Regions from separate parts of the Homo sapiens genome. Here region 2 is linked to region 1. Evidence: chromatin contacts called from ENCODE Hi-C data. All regions are on one chromosome and are shown on one strand. The core of a region is the stretch at or near the end of the contact, and the rest is flanking DNA. Distances in the headings are between cores, read along the strand shown.

What was found. Hi-C counts contacts between places; a loop is a spot of excess contacts on that map. Pooled maps may share reads with other maps.
Region 2: a map with no recorded cell type shows a loop between it and region 1 (4-fold over the local background). The contact joins the promoter of SAXO1 here to the enhancer-like site in region 1. A Hi-C loop is called at or near these places in 2 of 168 maps with a recorded cell type or tissue (GM12878 and PC-3), 12 of 37 single-sample maps with no recorded cell type and 9 of 50 pooled maps.

What each region holds. Positions count from the first base shown.
Region 1 is chr9:18,823,704-18,826,406 of GRCh38, forward strand. It overlaps ADAMTSL1 (ADAMTS like 1), which reads left to right. Exons shown (of 29, transcript NM_001040272.6): 22 at 2,581-2,703. Among named protein-coding and RNA genes, the nearest start is that of SAXO1, 210 kb to the right of the region's middle. Within about 2 kb of position 1,318, at least 2 of the 41 ENCODE cell types and tissues checked have a DNase peak (open chromatin) inside an H3K27ac peak, as active enhancers do.
Region 2 is chr9:19,031,814-19,034,832 of GRCh38, forward strand. It overlaps SAXO1 (stabilizer of axonemal microtubules 1), which reads right to left and starts at 1,396. Exons shown (of 4, transcript NM_153707.4): 1 at 1,058-1,396. The coding sequence starts at 1,095. RefSeq lists enhancers at 718-1,271, 1,272-1,825.

The sequences.
Region 1 (2,703 bases), core at 68-2,567:
GCAGGGCCGGCATGGTGGCTCGTGCCTGTAATCCCAACACTTTGGAAGGCCAAGGCAGGTGGATCATCTGAGGTCAGGAGTTCAACGCCAGCCTGGCCAACATGGCGAAACCCTGTCTCCACTAAAAATACAACAATTAGCTGGGCGTGGTGGTGCACGCCTGTAATTCCAGCTAACTTGGGAGGCTGAGACAGGAGAATCGCTGGAACCCAGGAGGCAGAGGCTGCAGTGAGCCGAGATCATGCCACTGCACTCCAGCCTAGGTGACAGAGCAAGACTCCATCTCAATAAGAAAGAAAAGGAAGGAAGGAAGGAAAGAAGGAAGGAAGGAACGAAGGAAGGAAGGAAGGAAGGAAGGGGAAGGAAAAGAGGAAAAGGGTTTGCAGGAACTCATTTTTCCTTGTTCTTTCAGGAGAAAAATAGCTAAGAGTGCATTTCTTCAATTTACTTCTGAGGCTGTCTCCTAAATGCCGTGGATTTTTTTTTTTAAATGGGAAAAAAACTAAGCTCAGGGTCCAAAGTCCAAGCTGGCATGGACAGGCATCATGATGCTCTTGCTCTCCCTAGTGGTGCTGCAATGAAAAATCAGCTGTTCCACCCCTCACCTGTGTCTTTTCTCCAGGTATCTTTAGAGATGATGCCAACCTGGCCCCTCTTACACACTTGAGCATAAAGTATCCTACTGTTAGAGCCAGATTAGCGTGTGCCTCTCTCTGATGTGACAAGGCTGTGGTATCCAAGTCTCCACCCACTTTCGGTAGCCCTGCCTCTCTTTCTCTAGCCAATTTCAAGGACACGTAACAGATACACAGGCAACTCTTTGAAGACACTCTGCATTCTCAACAGAAGGCTAGCCATTAAGGGCAAACTGCCCTTGCCCCAAAGGCAAAAACCAGCCCCAGCTCAGGGAAAACACTAGACCACTAGACTAAAGGTCTGGCTCCTTGGCCATTCTTGGCTTTGACCCCATTTCCCGGGACTTGACCCTTTTTTTTTTTTTTTTTTTTTTTTTGAGACAGAGTCTTGCTCTGTCACCCAGGCTGGAGTGCAGTGAGGTGATCTCGGCTCACTGCAACCTCTGCCTCCCAAGTTCAAGTGATTCTCCTGCCTCAGCCTCCTGAGTAGCTGGGATTACAGGTGCCCACCACCATGCCTGGCTAATTTTTGTATTTTTAGTAGAGACAGGGTTTCACCATGTTGGTCAGACTGGTCTCAAACTCCTGACCTTGTGATCTGTCTGCCTCGGCCTCCCAAAGTGCTGGGATTACAGGCATGAGCCATCACGCCCGGCCAGGACTTTACACTTTAAGCATGCCCTGGATACATGCCAGTGAGTTCTATAAATAAACTGTGTGAGCTGGGTCAGCAGGCTGAGTTGTGTAGGGGAGGGTGCTTTCTGCTCCCTAGAGACCTGTGAATCCGTGCCACATATCTTCAGTCTCTCAACATACTCAGAGCCCAGCCTCCTATAGGATCCTCCTAAAACAGCATCTAGGAAGGCTCATCCTAAACTCTCAGGGCCTGTTTTCCAGCATGTCAACCACAAGGAAACTTCCTGAGGAATTCATGGGGTCCCTAGAGCACAGAGCCTGGCTTCCAAAGAGAGAGCCCATCCCAGGTCAGCAGATGATCTCCCCATCCCATCTCTCTCACAGAAAATAAACTTGGATTGTGGAAAGAGTTGAGCACTTTCCTTTTGTCCTTTTCCTGTGGTTCTACTGATACTACCATTTCATGTTCTCTTGCTCTGAGAAGATATGCAGGCTTCCAAAAATACAAGCAAGTTTTCTACATAAGAGTGTCAACTCCAGTAGCAATCTAGCAGCTTCCATTTGTCTAGTTCATACATATATTTTAACGTTGTATAGCTTTGCACTTTTTATTAAAATATATCTATACAGAAAAGTACATGTATCATAAAGGTACCAAGTGAACACTCCCCACCAGACCAGCCCCCGGTCAAGACACAGAGCATCGCCAGTGGCCAAGCCACTTGTCCCATTTCTCAGTCACAACCCCTCCCCATTCATTCCACTGACTACTAACAGCATAGATTAATGTTACCAGGTTTTTTTTTTTTTACTTACGGAAAGGAAATTATACAGTATGTACTCTTGTGTCTGCCATCTCTTACTCAACATTATGTTTATTTCATGTAGTTTCATTTTCACTGGTGTATACATTTGGTTCTCATGTTTTTCAAATACATTTTCTCCAAAGAATTTGGGTACTCTCCTTCCACCTTGGCAAGCCCCCCCTGCCAGCTTCCTGTTTCCTCCTCTTTGTACTGGCCTCCCTCTTCCTGTCTCATCACTGTAAGTTTAAAAGGCAAAAGATCTGGAGACAACTGAGATGTTTATCTTGTATCAACATTTATTCTGATTCTTTGGTCACCCTGAAGTCTATATCCTTATCCTACCAGGCTCTGGACATTATTTAATCTGGCCAAAGCCTGGTAGAAGATGTCCCTGTAGAGCAGCCCCAGGGAAGGGGGATTCAAGAAGCTATAAATGCCTCTGGGCTCACCTGAATGTGTTTGACTGATGAGTGGGGTTTTTTGTTTTTTTTTTTTCTTCCTAGGAGTGCCTGAAGCTGAAGTCACTTGGTTCAGGAATAAAAGCAAACTGGGCTCCCCGCACCATCTGCACGAAGGCTCCTTGCTGCTCACAAACGTGTCCTCCTCGGATCAGGGCCTGTACTCCT
Region 2 (3,019 bases), core at 146-2,645, 210 kb after region 1:
TAATCAGCAGCCAGAGTTGGGAACCATTTATTGATGCCAGAGATATAGAAGGTTGCTGATCCAGTTTTTAGAGTGCCCTTTAATTCTCCACACTACTGATACCATTTTTATATGCATGTGTCATATTTGCCCTTTTTTCAGATTTCAGGACACTAACATATTAAGCACAATCCATGTACCAGGACTCACATACATGATCTTAACTCTTACAATAGTCCTATGAGGTACGTATTGTTGGTACAGATGAGGCGACTATGACCTGGAGTTTAGTTACCAATCTAAGATCCCACAATTAATGACAGCCCAGGAAAGGTGACCTCAGAACCCTCTTGCCTGTTGCTCCTCTGCTGCCCACTCCCTGCCCCAGCCAAGCAGAAACCCAGCTGCCCTGGGAAGCAGATAGAAGGAGCCTCTAAGAGATCATGTGAGTGACAGCAGACCAGTCAGCCCGTGGGACTCTGACTAAAGTCCATGATTTCCCCCAGGACCACCTTTACTGCGCTTCCACCCAAAGATGGTCCTTAAAGGTTAGAAGGGAGACCTGGCAGGCCAGGCGACTGTGAAAGTAATGTTTTCATTATCCTTATTCAACTCTACACAATGTGGAACAAGTTTTACTAATACCTTATACTTCTCTGACAAAGTAACAATCTCTCTGAATGAGAAATTCAGTTATACTACAGGAATTCTCCTCCCATCCTATCACTTTCCCAAAAGGAGCAAGACTGGTCCCACTGGGCCAGGTGTTCTCCCTCCTTGGCTGACACTTTCTGGGCTTCAGGGAAGGGAGTGCAGACTGCGCGGTCACGCCCATTTTCAACCCTCCTGCAGTTCTCAAGTGAAGCGGCACAGAAGGCCCGAAAACAGCCACATTCGCCAGAACTGATGTGGCGTCCGCGGGCACAACGCTAGTTGACACAATTGTGGCTTAAAAAACGTAGCAAGTGGACGAACCCACCGTGATGCCGCCTGATGAAGCAGCTGGGGGAGGCTTCCCTTCCTCGGGAGTCTGAAAACCCAGGCTCCCCCAGCCTTGCCCTGGGCGTGGCCACCTTACCCGCAGGAGCACAGTTCACAGATGCACTTCGTCTTCATAGGGGCGATCCTGAGGCCCTGACGTCCCCTCAGAGCATCGCCAGCTGCAGCCGACTCCTAGACCCCAACCACCTGTCTTGGGGCACGCCCAGGCTCGAGGGTCTTGGCAGGTGTTCTGTTTACTCGAAGGAAAATTTAAGTGGCCCTTTTGCAATGTCCTGTCGTCTGTTGCCCTCCTGGAGCTGGCCTAGCGCGAGGTAGCAGCAGGGGGCTTGCACGCGCGCCAGCCCGGGAGACCTCACCCTGCACGCCACCGCCCCGGCCTCCGCAGTCCAGACTTAAGCACCTGGAGCGGCTGACTGGGCCCCAGGAAGCTGCGGGGTCCGTGCCCAGGTAGCCTCTGTGATGTCGCCAGGGCCAGGAGGGGCACGCCTCAGGTGGCAATTACATCACAAGAGCCGCTTGTGAGGTCGGGAAGCTCCCAGCACCTCACTGGCAGGCCCAGGACAGGGGTTCCCCGGTGAACCTTGGAAAAACCTGAAAAAGGTGGAAGTCACTAGAAAGCTCCTGGTGCAGTAAACGGTCACACGTGCAGAAAAGCTGAAAACTCCCTCACCATCACCTTGGGTGGCATTTGCTATCTCTAGGATCCATGGTGCCCCCTCTTAGGGGAATACAGCCTTGACTTCCAAAAGGCTTGCCTTGAACAGGGTTTCCAGATCTTCCTGTGGAAACCTAGGCCTTTGGCTTCAGATGTCTGTTAGAATTGCTCTCACCCACAGACCTGCGCTCTTGAGAACACAGTGGTTTAAGAGCGCCCAGGCCTTCACTGCTCAGGTGGGTTCTCAATCACTTCTCCAGATGCTGGTAATGATGCCTTGAAGCAGGCGTTCTCAAATTCTAGTTGGCATCAGGACCACCTGGCTTGATGAAAACCAGATTGCCAGACCCCACCCCCAGTTTCTGATTCAGTGTTTCTAGGGTAGGCCAAAGACTTGCATTTCTTACAAGCTCTCAGGTAATGCTGGTTCTGCTGGGCCACGGACCACACTTTAAGAACTACAGCTTTTGAGGTTCCTTTACACCCCCTGGAATAGTGTTTCTTCAGCTTACCTGATCCCGAGAGCACACCCCCACCCAGAAGTCTCCCTTGCATCAAAACCTCTAGTCCGGGAATCTAGCTTCAACAAGAAGCCAGGTGATTCTGGTCATGAAGCAAGTTCAAAAGACACTGCTCTGGCCAGTTGTTTGGACTTAAAACATTTTGACTTCCTGCTTATGGGAAATGGGAGCTTAAAGTATTGACAATCTTTATGCTTTTCTTTCCTATGCTTCCTAACTCTTTCCATTCATTTTAGTGAATGAGTCAGTCAGAGGCATCTTGGACTGCAAGACACTTAATATTCAGAGGGTTTCTTTTTGTGTGGGGGGGGTTAGGTTTTTTCCTTCAGTAATAGGCTCTAGAATAGAGGTCAGCAAACTATTGTCTGCAGTTGGCCACTTGACTCTATCTGGCCATTGAGCTAAGAATGGTTTTCATATTTTTTAATGGTTGAAAAAATTAAAATAATAATATTACATGACAAATGAAACTTACCTAAAATTCAAATTTCAGTGTCTGTGAATAAAGTTTTGAATTTTTTCAAAAAATTTGTGTAAACATTCCCGATTTTGCCTCTTGGCCCACAAAAGCTAAAATATTCACTATCTGACATTTTACAGAGAGAGAGTTCCAACCCCAGTTATAGGAAGTCAGCAAGGTAGATTCAGACAGGAGCAAAGCTTATTGATCATTCTTAAGAACAGTGGGGTGGGAAGCTGCTCCTTGCCTTCCCAGTAGGAAGTCAGAACTCTACAGGGGAGGATGGAAACATGGCCAGACAAAAAAGAGGTGGGAGCTATTGGAAGTCAAAGCAAAACCTGCATGCCATCCATTGCCATTGACAGAGAACATCACACAGTCCTTACAGAGGAAATACAGTGC